Linked DNA regions of Homo sapiens: regions 1, 2 and 3 are each linked to region 4. A link is a contact called in ENCODE Hi-C or POLR2A ChIA-PET data. All regions are on one chromosome and are shown on one strand. Each heading gives the region's core, a stretch centred on a gene start or an enhancer-like site at or near the end of the contact. The rest is flanking DNA. Distances are from core to core; before and after follow the strand shown. Region 1 holds the start of SCAMP2 (secretory carrier membrane protein 2). Region 2 holds the start of RPP25 (ribonuclease P/MRP subunit p25). Region 3 holds the start of COX5A (cytochrome c oxidase subunit 5A). Region 4 holds the start of MAN2C1 (mannosidase alpha class 2C member 1).

Evidence for each region. Hi-C counts contacts between places; a loop is a spot of excess contacts on that map. ChIA-PET counts read pairs that join two places held with the same protein, here RNA polymerase II (POLR2A). Pooled maps may share reads with other maps.
Region 1: a loop to region 4 is called in a map with no recorded cell type, with 12 times the contacts of the local background. The contact joins the promoter of SCAMP2 here to the promoter of MAN2C1 in region 4. A Hi-C loop is called at or near these places in 3 of 37 single-sample maps with no recorded cell type and 8 of 50 pooled maps. POLR2A ChIA-PET finds 5 or more read pairs at or near these places in 1 of 52 experiments (PC-9).
Region 2: a pooled map shows a loop between it and region 4 (5-fold over the local background). The contact joins the promoter of RPP25 here to the promoter of MAN2C1 in region 4. A Hi-C loop is called at or near these places in 3 of 50 pooled maps. POLR2A ChIA-PET finds 5 or more read pairs at or near these places in 2 of 52 experiments (Panc1 and WTC11).
Region 3: a loop to region 4 is called in a map of B cell, with 6 times the contacts of the local background. The contact joins the promoter of COX5A here to the promoter of MAN2C1 in region 4. A Hi-C loop is called at or near these places in 1 of 168 maps with a recorded cell type or tissue (B cell), 1 of 37 single-sample maps with no recorded cell type and 10 of 50 pooled maps. POLR2A ChIA-PET finds 5 or more read pairs at or near these places in 2 of 52 experiments (WTC11 and activated B cell).

Annotation. Positions count from the first base shown.
Region 1 is chr15:74,872,100-74,875,285 of GRCh38, forward strand. SCAMP2 (secretory carrier membrane protein 2) reads right to left here and starts at 1,266. Exons shown (of 9, transcript NM_005697.5): 1 at 1,100-1,266. The coding sequence starts at 1,156.
Region 2 is chr15:74,955,112-74,958,121 of GRCh38, forward strand. RPP25 (ribonuclease P/MRP subunit p25) reads right to left here and starts at 1,661. Exons shown (of 1, transcript NM_017793.3): 1 at 1-1,661. The coding sequence starts at 1,472. The coding sequence ends at 873. RefSeq lists enhancers at 1-410, 411-1,344, 1,345-2,278 and a silencer at 1,304-1,953.
Region 3 is chr15:74,936,402-74,939,801 of GRCh38, forward strand. It overlaps COX5A (cytochrome c oxidase subunit 5A), which reads right to left and starts at 1,672. Exons shown (of 5, transcript NM_004255.4): 1 at 1,514-1,672. The coding sequence starts at 1,613. RefSeq lists a silencer at 1,366-1,925.
Region 4 is chr15:75,367,019-75,370,080 of GRCh38, forward strand. It overlaps MAN2C1 (mannosidase alpha class 2C member 1), which reads right to left and starts at 1,589. Exons shown (of 26, transcript NM_006715.4): 1 at 1,465-1,589; 2 at 1,055-1,180; 3 at 493-616. The coding sequence starts at 1,565. It overlaps SIN3A (SIN3 transcription regulator family member A), which reads right to left. Exons shown (of 21, transcript NM_001145358.2): 21 at 2,361-3,062. RefSeq lists a silencer at 1,256-1,335 and enhancers at 1,362-1,894, 1,466-1,785, 1,470-1,764.

The DNA of each region.
Region 1 (3,186 bases), core at 16-2,515, 500 kb before region 4:
GTTTCTTCCTTGATTGCTGTTCAAAAGGTCAGGCCAGGCGTGGTGGCTCACACCTGTAATCCCAGCACTTTGGAAGGCCGAGGCGGATGGATCACCTGAGGTCAGGAGTTTGAGACCAGCCTGGCCAACACGGTGAAACCCCGTCTCTACTAAAAGTATGAAAATTAGCTGGGTGTGGTGGCATACGCCTGTAGTCCCAGCTACTCAGGAGGCTGAAGCAGGAGAATTGCTTGAACTCGGGAGGCAGAGGTTGCAGTGAGCGGAAATCGTGCCAATGCACTCCAGCCTGGGCGACAAAGCGAGACTCCGTCTCAAAAAAAAAAAAAAAAGTCAGGCCAGCTCACACGTCAGTGCATCTCAACTATGTTGCCACCACACACAGTTCCATCAGACAAACGTTCCCTGTGGGTCCAGAATTTTTCACAGTCCCCCGCACCTCTCCTCTCTCCCTAACCCGGGCTCTCCTATCTGGTCAAAACCCACTCCAAACTAGACCCATGGCCAAAATGTGGAATTCTTATCAAGGCCATTTTTCAACTTGGGCTACCTTCCCGCCCTCTCCCATCTTTCTTTCCCTGACAAATCTCAGGGGCTCTCCTGTACTTTATACACTAGTTTGGCTGGTGGTGGAGCGGTGGCAGGTGTCCTGGGCTTTTCCCACATTTTTCCCCTCCACCAGAGGCTTCACCACCTCCTCATATGTTGCTGTCACCCCCTCTTCTAAAGTGACTCAAGACAGGTGTCTATCCAAGAATGAGGGAATGCGATAGCCACATTTCGCTTCTCCCTGACGCTAGGAGACTTCCGGAAGGGTCCGACCGTACCTGCTCCAGTCCCCTTCCCTAGCACAGCCCAGCCTCCGGGTGCTAGAAGACCCCACTGTCTCCAACACTTCAGCGCCCCGCCTCCTCTGCAGTTCCACCTGCTGCTAGTCGCGCCCCTCACGCGTTACGATAGGCCAGACCTCAAAGCCCGCTCTCCCATTGGGCAGATGACCCGTCCCTCCTACGCCACGTCTCCCGGCTCTAGCGAGAGGCCCGGGCGGCGGCCGTGGGCCCTAGGGAAATCTGAGAGCTGGATGGCGGGAGAGGGGCTCTACCTGGAAGGGGTTTACATCCACTGGGTCCGCGAAGGGGTTGGTGTCGAAAGCCGACATGGTGATCGGGGGCCAGCGGGCGAACTCCGCGAACGCTGCTGCCTCCGGGCACCCAGACCCAGCGGCGCTTCGTGTAGACCCTCCACTTCCGGGAGCGAGGCAGCGGTTCTGGCGCAGGCGCGATGCCCTCCCCCGAGGGCGTGGCCCTATGACGGCACCGGGGTCGCTCCGCCCCCCCCCCCCCCCCCCCCGCCCAGCCCACAATAGTGCGGTGGGTGGGCATTCGGCTTCCGTCCACATCTTCGCTCTGCTGGGGATTCAGGGGTCTTGGCTGCGCGGAGCGTCTACGGAGCCAGAGGCGTGGCCGGAGTCCTTCCCAACTGCCTATCAATCTGACACCTTCCAATTTTATGTTTCTAAAGCAAACTCTCAAAAGTGGGACAGGAAACAGCCCCTTCACTTCTCTGTAGACCAAGTTTGGGAAGAAGTCCAAACTGATCCCTGGGCAAAGGACAGGGGTGACAGGTGAGGCCAGAGGCCTTGGGAGAACTAGGAAAGCGCTTCTTCTGCAGAACGTGCTCGGGGAAAGAGAAGTGCCAGGACCATCCAGCAGTCCTCCACCCGAGCTGAGCCTGCTTCTTCTAGGGCTGCTCGCCCTCTGATGTCGTTTCATCGTTTTAGGGACGAGGGTTCCTGGGCCCATCAGCTTTGGGACCTGAGTTGGGACTTGAACCTGGACATCAAACATTTATGAAGTGACTCACGGAATTCAGCAACACAGCCTCAATCATGGGGGAGGTGGCTGCTTCACTCTCCACAGCTCCGCTTTCCCCCGCCCCCGCCCCCCACAGGGTCTCACTGTCGCCCAGGCTGGAGTGCAGTGGTGCAATCATGGCTCACTGCAGCCTCGAGCTCCTGGGCTCAAGCAATCCTCCCACCTCAGCCTCCTGAGTAGCTGGGACTACAGCTGGTCACCACCATACCCAGCTAATTTATGGATTTTTTGTAGAGATGGGGATCTCACTATATTGCCCAGGCTCGTCTCAAACACCTGGGCTGAAGTGATCCTCCCGCCTTGGCTTCCTAAAATGCTAGGATTATACTCATGAACCACTGTCTGGCCAAATCCACCTTATTTATTTGGATCTGTCTGGTATTATTCATCTCTGCTGTCACCGAATCCCAGCCACTGTCATTTTTACCCTGAACTAATACAGTGCTGTTAATTGGTCTATTGTTCTTCATGTTGTAATCAAAGATATGTTTAAAGGGGGCAAAATTATCACAGAACTTTGTTAAAATTTTTCAATTAATTTCCATAAAGGGCTGGGTGCGTGGCTTATGCCTGTAATCCCAGTACTTTGGGAGGCAGAGGTAGGAGGATCACTTGAAGCCAGGAGTTCGAGACCAGCCTAGGCAACATACCAGGACCCTGGCTCTACAAAAAAAAAAAAAAAAAAAAAAAAATATATATATATATATATATATATATATATATACATATACATATCTCACACACACACGTAATTAGCTAGGCATGGTGGCCTGTGCCTGTACTCCCAGCTACTTGGGAGGCTGAGGCAGGAGGACTGTTTGAGCTCAGGAGGTCAAAGCTGCAGTGAGCCATCTTTGCACCACTACACTCCAGCTGAGTGACAGAGTGAGACCCTGTCTCAGTTAAAAAAAAAAAAAAAAAAATCAGGCCAGGCAAGGTGGCTCATGCCTGTAGTCGCAGCACTTTGGGAAGCCAAGGCAGGCAGATCACCTGAGGTCAAGAGTTCGAGACCAGCCTGGCCAATATGGTGAAACCTCATCTCTACTAAAAATACAAAATTAGCTGGGTGTGGTGGTGCACACCTGTAATCCCAGCTACTTGGGAGGCTGAGGCAGGAGAATCGTTTGAACCTGGGAGGCGGAGGTTGCAGTGAGCTAAGATTGCAACATTGCACTCCAGCCTGGGCAAAAAGAGTGAAACTCTGTCTCAAAAAAAAAAAAAAAAAATCATAAAGGCCCAAATTCTTAGTTTGTCTTCAAGGTCCTAAAGGATCTGCCCCTACGTTTCTCCCCTTCTGACCCCTTCTAGCCCCCAA
Region 2 (3,010 bases), core at 411-2,910, 410 kb before region 4:
GGGAGGAGAGAGGAAGAAGCCAGGGACTGGGCAGTGCCTTGCACCATTTTGAAGCTGTTCAGTCTCTGTGCCTGACCCTGAAGACTCCAAAGACTCAGGACGCAAGGCTGGAGGGGAGGGGAGACACAAGGGGCCAGGCGAGAGCTGTCTCTGCACAGGCGGGTGGTTAGAAAAAAAATGGGGGACACAGCCATTTTTGTGCTTGTTTTATTGGAAGCAAGACTCCAGCCAGCTGCAGGGCTCAGGGGAGGAGGCCTGGAGAGTTCAGTCCTGGGTCTCCCTCTGGGCCAGCAGGGGGAAAAGGGGTGTTAAAAGAGCTAGAACCCTCAGAGATGCTCCTCTGAAGCAGGGGAAAGAAAACTAGAAAGGAAAACTGTCCCAGGGCGGGGAGCGGAATAGGGCCCCCACATCTCAGACTCTCCTACCCTCAAGCAGTTAATTCTCACCCCCTGCCTTCCTCTGTCAACGGTGGGGGTGATTCCAATAACTCTTCTCAGCTTCCATACTTCAGGTGCTCTTCGTGAATGCTGGGTGGCTTTAACCCTTGGGGGTCCCAAACAAGTTTCCAGAATCCCACTGTCCACCATTCTCCCCCAAAGAAGGTCCCAGAAAAGGTGAAGTTCCGTGTCTTCACGCAACACGGGCATAAGCAGCAATTATCGCACGAAGTTTCCCTAGGGTGGTCGGGGATCCTCTCCTGCCACTCCTGGGGCCCCTCTCTTGTCGCCTTAAGGTCCATGCTACCTGTCTTGAGGAGCTGTGTCCAGGTTGTGGGCTCCGGAGGACCGAGGAGTGAAAGGCTGGAGGTACATCTGAAGGTGGAGGCGCTGGCGGAAGATCCTGCCGGACTAGGTGGCCCACAGTCCGGAGTTTCAGGCCGTCTGATCCTCGTCCGCAACCCCTGGCTCGGGTTGCGATCGCTTCGCGGAGCCTTCTCCAGCTGCGGGTTCCCCTAGGCTCCTCTTGGACGCTGGCGCGGCTGGCGGGGACGAGGGACCAGGATGGGGATTCGGGGGCTGGTAGCCGGGCTGTCGCGGATCCAGCGCGTCCTTGGAAAGTAGGATGGCGAGGCCGGGCACGTTCTTAAGTACGCTGAGACTAGCGGCCGGCTCGCCAGGCGTCTGACCCTGCGTGGGCCCAGGCGGGAGGCTCTGCCACACCTCGCGTACGCTCCGGTAGCGCAGCCGCGTGACCTGGTGCAGGCCCGCCAGGCGGCGCTTGAGGATCTCGGCGCACGTGACGGTTTTGGTGGTGGCCCGGCCGCAGCCGCTGAAGACGATGGCGCGCGTGGCTGGCTGCGCCATGCTGGCGGTGGCGAAGGCCATCAGGTTCCGGATCTTGCTGCCTTCCTTGACCCGCATGTGCACCGCGCCCGGCGCCAGGTCTGCGAAGGGGCCGGAGCCCGGGCCGCCTCCCTCGGCCCCGCACCCCGCTGGCGCCTCTTCGGAGCGCACCTTACGGAAGTTCTCCATGCGCCGTCGTCGCCGGGACCGCCGGCTTTGCCATGGGGCGGCCTCAGCCCCGGGGCTGCATGGCCGCCGGTCGCGCCTTGCAAGGGCCAGCAGGGGTAAGGGCGCCGGAGCAGCGCAGACGCCGGCGGGCGGGCTGGGACGGCGCGATCTCGGCCCCACTTCTCTCGAGCGGGCGCCGCTCTACTCAGCGCTCTCGGCGCCGGGTGCTCCGCGCCTTTAGCTGAGGCCCCGCCCCTGCCGCCAGGCCCCTCCCCTGACCCGGCCCGGCCGGGCCCGCCCGGGCCCCAGCCTCACTAGCCTTTCCTGGCGAGTCTGGGTCCTCAGCTACGCGGGCGTGGGAGCGGGCGCGCTGCGGGGCGCATGAGCAGGTGAAGGTGAAGTTCCACTATAATCGCCATCAGCGCTCTGAGAGCCAACCCTCACAAACCGGCAGTCTAAATAAAAGCTGCGCTTGCCGTGCAAACACTGCTTCAAATCCGGTATCCGAGCCCTTCCCATTTGCAACTGAAGGCCGCCCCTCGTCCCCTCCCAGGGAGAGATTTCCAAGAGGCTTGCTGGGGCCTTGCCCCTCCTCCCCCGCCCCGGGGAACACCCCCACCTTTTTTCCGCTCCCAAGTATTCTTGCCTCAAGGACAGCTAGTGCGCGGTCAGCAGAGTGCGGGAGGAGCTGGCTGCGGCTCCACTCCGCGCCTCCCCGCGGGCGATTACGTCGCGGCGTGGTCCTCGCGGGGCGCGGAAGACCCAGACTTCAGCCTCGCCACGCCTGCCCGGAGCTCGAGGCTCCCGGACCCCCGTCCACCCCTGGGACGTGAGGAGTGAGGCTTTGGGCCAGGCTGTTCCCCGAGGCGCGTGGGGAAGCGGGCGTGACCTCTTCTGAAAAGGCGGTAGGCTCGCTCCACCCAGGCCCTAGAGCCCACCCTTAGAGCTGCGCGCTTTAGGGTGAGCCAGGCACGATGCCTTGCCAACGTGGCCGCCCCCTTCCTCCCAGGCGGAATTCGCTCAGGCAACATTGGCCCCTTGAGATCCAGTGGGGTCCTTTTCGAAAGGAGGCTAGGTGAACGCAGGTTTTAAAAAAGAGAAGGGAGGGGCCGGGCGCGGTGTCTCACGCTTTTAATCCCAGCACTTTGGGAGGCAGAGGTGGGCGGATTACTTGACGTCAGGAGTTCGAGACCAGCCTGGTCAACATGGTGAAACCCCGTCTCCATTAAACGTACAAAAATCAGCTCGGCGTTGTGGCACGCTCCTGTAATCCTAGCTGCTCGGGAGGCTGAGGCAGGACAAGCGCTTGAACCCGGGAGCTGAAGGCTGCAGTGAGCCGAGATCATGCCACTGCACTCCAGCCGGGGCGACAGAGCAAAGCTCTGTCTCGAAAAATGAATAAATTAATTAATTAAATAAAATACAAAAGAGAAGGGAGGGATACCCCATTCTCCAGGATGTGATTATTATGCATTGCATGCCTGTATCAAAACGTCTCATGTACCCTCTAAATATAGACACCTATTGTATACCCACAAAAATTAAAAAGACTTAAAAAA
Region 3 (3,400 bases), core at 422-2,921, 430 kb before region 4:
CTCTAGGTTGGCTGCAGTGGCTCATGCCTATAATCCCAAACTTTGGGAGGCTGAGGTGGGAGGATCACCTGAGCCCAGGAGTTCAAGCCCAGCCTGGGCAACATAGGGACACTCCGTCTCTAATTTAAAAATAAATAAATAAACAAAAATAAAGTACCCTCCAGCCTTATGGTTCTACGACAAATGATAAAAGTCTAAAATGAATGAAGCAAAACATATTCTTTTTTTTTTTTTTTTTTTTTTGAGACGGAGTCTCGCTCTGTCGGCCAGGCTGGAGTGCAATGGCGCGATTTCGGCTCACTGCAACCTCCGCCTCTCAGGTTCAAGCGATTCTTGTGCTTCAGCCTCCCGAGTAGCTGGGATTACAGGCGCCCACCACCACACCCAGCTAAATTTTTTGTATTTTTAGTACAGACAGGGTTTCACCATGTTGGCCAGGCTGGTCTTGAACTCCTGACCTCAGGTGATCCGCCCGCCTCGGCCTACCAAAGTGCTGGGATTACAGGCATGAGCCACCGCGCCCGGCTGAGTTCTTTTTTTAATTTTTAACTTCAGCATACCCTGAAACGAGTTTCTGAGTTCTTATGTTTAAATACGCATGCATAGTTGCCAGTGATGCAGGTTCAAAAATAAAATATAATATGCATGCATAGAAGCTAAATTTCACGGACCAAGATCGAAGTGCAATTACTGTAATTATTCTATGGTGGTGGACTCAAAACCTCCCAGCACACATATAAAGGGAAGGAAAATAGACAAAAATCAGAAGCACGTCTCATACTCCAGCAATCAGGCTTCTATTACAAAGGGGAAAAAACACGAAGCGTTCCTATGCTTGTAAAACCCAGTATTCCTGTGTCTGTGACATTCAGTTTTCAAAAGAGTGATATTTTTATCATAAGCCCTATCAAAACTCTGGCTATCTTCCGGAGATCAGGAAACAACCACACACTTCCATCTATTTTAAACGTGGAAGAATTAGAACGTGGCACAGCAGACCCTAAAAATGATGGAAAAGGCTGTGAAGGTGACACACTAATCGCTAACCGAGAAATGCCTGATTGAAAAGTATAATCGTGTGTCCCATACGGAAGTATATTGTGTCCTCGGACCCCAAGCGGCGTGCCCGGAGGCTCAATGTCACCTTCGCCGAGGCGCTGCAGGCCGGCGGCGGCCACTCTCGGTCAGGTGGCCGCAGGGTCGGCGCTGGGGCAGGGTCATGGCCCGGGAACCGAAGGGGAGCGCTGCGTCCCCTCCTCGGCGCCCACAGCAGGTCCACATCTGACCTGTCCGCGGTGGCACAGCCAGGAAGTTGCGCGGGGGGAGGCCCCGGGGGCGCGCTTTCAGGTCCTCCACTACTCGAGGCGGCGGGCAGGGCGGCCCGCGGTCACCGGGTTCAGTAACCAGGGTAGGGCAAGGGCTAGGCCGGGGAGAGCCCGCCCCGGAGTGGCAGCGGGGACCCAGGTCACCGCAAGGACACGAGGGCGCGGGCAGTGGCAAGCAGGGGCCTTACCCACGGCGGGGCCGGGGGTCCGGGCGGAGTGCAGGAGGCCTCGAGGGTCGGCCCGGGTGGTTGCGGCCACAGCGCAGCGGCGGAGAGCGGCGCCCAGCATGACGGCGATGGCGGCGCGCGGGCTGAGGACAGAGAGAAGCCGGTGTAAGCTCGCGGGTTGCTCCGGAGCGGGCGGGGGCCGGACAGGCTCACAGCGGGCGGAGCACGTAGGCCCGCCCACTGCGACTCTGGCGCGTGGGCGGGAGGAGCCACCGCGCGGCCGGCGGCGGCGGGGGCTACGGCGGCGCGCTGAGGACAAACTGTTAGCCTCGCGTCCCGCCTTGTCTCTGGTCAGGTGACGTGCAGCTGCCATCCTGTAAGTAGGAATGGAGGCGAGGGAGGAGCAACCGACCGTGATCTTGTTCGAGTCAGGCCCAGGAGGGCACTTAATCACCTCAAAATAGGAATGACAGCAATAACAACAAACTATAATAAAAAATACGTACTTTGCGCCCGGGCGCTGTGGCTCATGCCTGTAATCCCAGCACTTTTGGGAGGCCGAGGCGGGCGGATCACCTGCGGTCGGGAGTTCAAGACCAGCCTGGGCAACATGGAGGAACCCCCGTCTCTACTAAAAATACAAAATTAGCCAGGCGTGGTGGCGCAACGCATGCCCGCAATCCCAGCTACTCGGGAGGCTGAGGCAGGAGAATCGCTTGAACCCAGGAGGAGGAGGTTGCGGTGAGCCGAGATGGTGCCATTGCACTCCAGCCTGGGCAACAAGAGCGAAACTCCGTCTCAAAAAAACCAAACAAAACAAAAACCTACTTTGCTTAGCCCCGCCTTCTCATTGTGGCATAAAATAAAACAGCGAATGGGGGAAAGAATGCCGCTGGACGCGGTTGCTCACGCCTGTAATCCTAGCACTTTGGGAGCCCAAGGCGGGCGGATCACCTGAGGTCGGGAGTTCGAGACCAGCCTGACCAACATGGAGAAACCCCTGTCTCTACTAAAAATGCAAAATTAGCCAGGTGTGGTGGCGCATGCCTGTAATCCCAGCTATTTGGGAGGCTGAGGCAGGAGAATTGCTGGAACCCAGGAGGCAGAGGTTGCAGTGAGTTGAGATCGCACCATTGCACTCCAGCCTGGGCAACAAGATCAAAACTCCATCTCAAAAAAAAAAAAGGCCTATGCGTAAGGGATTTTATTAGTACATATTCTTATATCACAAACCAGCTTGCATAAAAAATGAGTTAAACTACTTCATTTCACAGATTAGGAAAGAGGCTCAGAAATTAGGTTGCTGCTGGCAGTCAAGGATCTTTTCGCCACATCCCCAGTTCTGAGGACTCTCACCTGAATGTTTCCCATCTCCTACAGGAGGGCTCCTGAATCCACGATGGCTCTGAAATAGGGTTGATCAAGTTCCACAGTTGTTGCATCTTATCTCACTAGCTACATCCTAACTTTGAGCCCCTGGGCAGTCAAGGACACCTCTCCCAGGCCTGAAGTATCTGGATGCTGCCCAGAGTTAATGAGACATTGTATTCTGTCTTGCTGTCTCCCATTCTCTATCCCTGGGCACACTGAGGAAAGAAAAGGTGGCCATTCATGTGCCACTTCCTCACTTCAGGCCGACTCTCCAGGGCCTCAGCATCTGCCCTTCTCTTTTTCCTCCCTAGCAGTGTGGCTTCAGTGGGTAGGAACCTGGCGGGGAAAAGGATTTTTAAAATGTTTTCAAAGCACCTGCCCTCACCGTTTCCCACCAACCTAGTGCTGGGGCTTAGAAAACAATACCACAAAGTGAAGGCCTATGAAGCAGTTTCTCTCTGACCTTCTGCCCTCTTGTCTCTTGCCCCTTACTCTCCCTCCAGGCATGCCACAGAAACTAGAATCCCTCCTCCCCAA
Region 4 (3,062 bases), core at 339-2,838:
GGAGGAAGGGATGGTCTCTGCCTTCTTGTAGCCAGGAAGAACAGTCTTAACCCCAGATTGAGAGTCAGTCCAATTTGAAATAGAAGCTGTGTGAACCTGAGTGAGTCAACTACACATCTGTTTCTTAATTTGTAAATGGGTATAAAGACCTACTAGATAGGAGTATAAGGACTAAACCTGATAAGGGTGGAGCATGAATAAGACACTTAACAGTGGTTATAGCTGGGGAATGGGATGGGTGATAAGGAGAGATCCATTACTTTATCTAGAACTGTTTGAAATGTTTTCCTATAAGTTTGTATTATACACAATAAAAACTAAGGACCAATTGCACAGATGCCCAAGTGGCAACTTCCCTAGTCCTGAAATCCTGATACCACCCTGTGGGCAGAGCAACTCAGCTGTGGCTTCTCCAGAGTCCACAGAAGAAGGGCTGTAGTCATTTCAGGGCTGAAATGTGGCCATACCTGGCCCTAGGACAGGGTTCCTCACCTGGACAGGTTCTCCATCACGCCACACCAGACCTTCTCCATCACTTTCCCAGCAAAGGTGAACTTCCTGGCCCACCCATGCCTCTGGGATGGTCAGCTCCACCCGGAACCAGCAGGTCCACCATCTGCAAGAGAGCTGTTGTGATAGGCCTAGAGGTAGAAGTCCTATCCTGATATCCTTCCTTGGATAAAGTGTCGGCAGGGGCTTGAAACTCTCCAAGCATCTGCAGTGTCACAAGGTACTCAGCTTTGAGTCACAAGAAAGGAGCAACAAGGTGAGAAGCAAGATGAGGGAAACAGGCAGAGGCGTCAAAGGTTCGTGATCCCTAGGGTGCCCTTCCTAAGGGATGTCCAGAGGCGGCCACGTGGGAATGAAAACCATCCCCTGAAGACCCAGGGACCAGAGAGCTGTTCCCAGCAGAGGGTGCTGCTCCCAGCAGAGGGTGCTGCTCGATCCCACGTAGTTGTCTACGGCAGAGGGCAGACAACGAAGGTGTGGCTGGGAGCTGGGTTGGGACTTCCCCTAGGCCTGTGGCCCCGCCCACCCGCTGGGCGTTACCTACGTGGGTCCGAAGCTGTCGCCGACCTGCGCGGGGCGGAAGTCCCGCTGGACTGCCTCCTGGTAGGGAAGTCTCTCCGGCGTCAGGAAGCTGGAGAGCACAGCCACAGGGCAGCTGGCCCCAAAAAGCCTGCGTGGGACGGGCCGGTGGGCACATGCTGGAGGCCGCCCCGTTTCCGCCTGGGGGCCAGCTGGCCGGTGGGGCCGCACTTTCCCTGGATCCTCCGCCAAGAGGGCTGCCTGGCCGCTCCGCGGCACAGTCCATTCCCTACCCCCTCCTCCCCGGCCCCTGCCCTGCCCGCGGCGGGCACTTTGTCCCGCGGCCCGGGTGGCTGCAGCTTAGGTTTCTCCCCGGAAGGAAAGCTTGAGGCGCACGGTTGCGGTCGGCCGGCTGCGGGGGACCAGGGGCCACACCTGCCGCGGAGGTTACAGTCGGTAAAGTAGAGCGGCGACACGAACTTCTCCACCCGCTCCAGCGTGGTGCGCCAGTGCTTCAAGGCCGGCGCAGCCGCCATCGCCGGGCTCTCGCTCCTCTTTCCGGAAGGCCCCTGGCGCTACCGTTCCGCTCCACGGCAGGAAACCAAAGGTTCCGGCGTCCAGAGGGCGCCTCCCAGTCCCGGGCAGCTTTTCTTGGAACACCGGCGGCTCTCGGAAGCCCAGCTGCTGTCTGAACTTTGAGCCGAGTTGGAAGCTAGAAACTGTTTTTGAGGCTCTCCTATGTTGTCCGAAATAGTGGGCCGCAGGGAAAATCTCAAAATAAAATGGGAAATTTGACGATTAGAACTCTCGAAAGTCTCAAGACAGAGACTTAGGCCATTCGGCAAGACAGGCGGGAGCCTCAGCTGCTGCAGACCCAGCCTCAGAAGCAGCAACCGGGAGACCTCTGGCTCTAGCTGTCGGTGAACACGGAAAGTGGTGTTTGCTTAACGTGGAGCCAGACTACCCGGAATAGGTGTTTTCATACCGGACGGAGATCAGGGTGTTAGTGAGCAGGGTGGTAGAGCTTTACGCCCAAGTTACTACGACTTACTCGATTACACGCTTTACTGAATGTATATTGCTAACTCTTGCACATCACCAGAAACTCTGGAGTTTGAGGTGGCAGAACAGTCATGGCATTGACGATCCCAATGGAAAAATGTATTTCACCATACAGGACTGTAGAGTCCCGGGAAGCCATAATACCAGAAACAGACCTCCAGTTTCATTCTCATCCCTAGTACTCCACTGACAGCTTTATTTTTTTTCTCCTGGGGTTGCCAAGAGTCTTTGTCTATAAAATCATTAGGAACAAAAAAAAATACACAAGATTAGCCCTGATATTTTAATGGAAATACTGACCAAGTTTACAACATTTCAAATGCAGATCACACGGAAAGGTGACTAAGTACAGAATAACAAATGTGATTTAAAACAAAGATAACCTGCTGCTGCATATAATACAGGTTGGGTTTAGAGCTTGGAGCTCAGATGTCAGACAGCAGGAGGAATAAAAATGCTACTTGTGAAAACCCAGGCTGTAGGTAAAACTTACTCTTTTGTTGGTTGCACTGGTGGGTTGGGACTTTCTCCTGAACTGGCCTTGAAATCCTATCCTGACCTGCAGGCAAGTGCTCTGGACAAAACACTGCAGGGGCAGCAACAGCTGGGGCTGACCCTGATCACACCCCACCAATTTCCCCTATGGTTCCAGGTCAACATGACCTTTCTTGAGGGAACACGGGGATAGGTGAATTATTTGAGAAAACCTCAAGATCTTTCCCCTAAATCAGTACACATGACCACCGCCAAGTCAGACACTGCCCCAGCTTTGCCCTAAAATCTCATCCCACAAAGCTCTTTTTGGCACCCTACACTTTGGCTCACAGTCTCTTCTCCCCAGTACAAAAAAAGCCTAAAATCAGGCCAGGGTGGCTCACACCTGTAATCTCAGCACTTTGCGAGGCCGAGGTGGGAGGACAGCTTGAGGCCAGGAGTTTGAGACCAACCTGGGCAGCATAGCAAGACCCTGT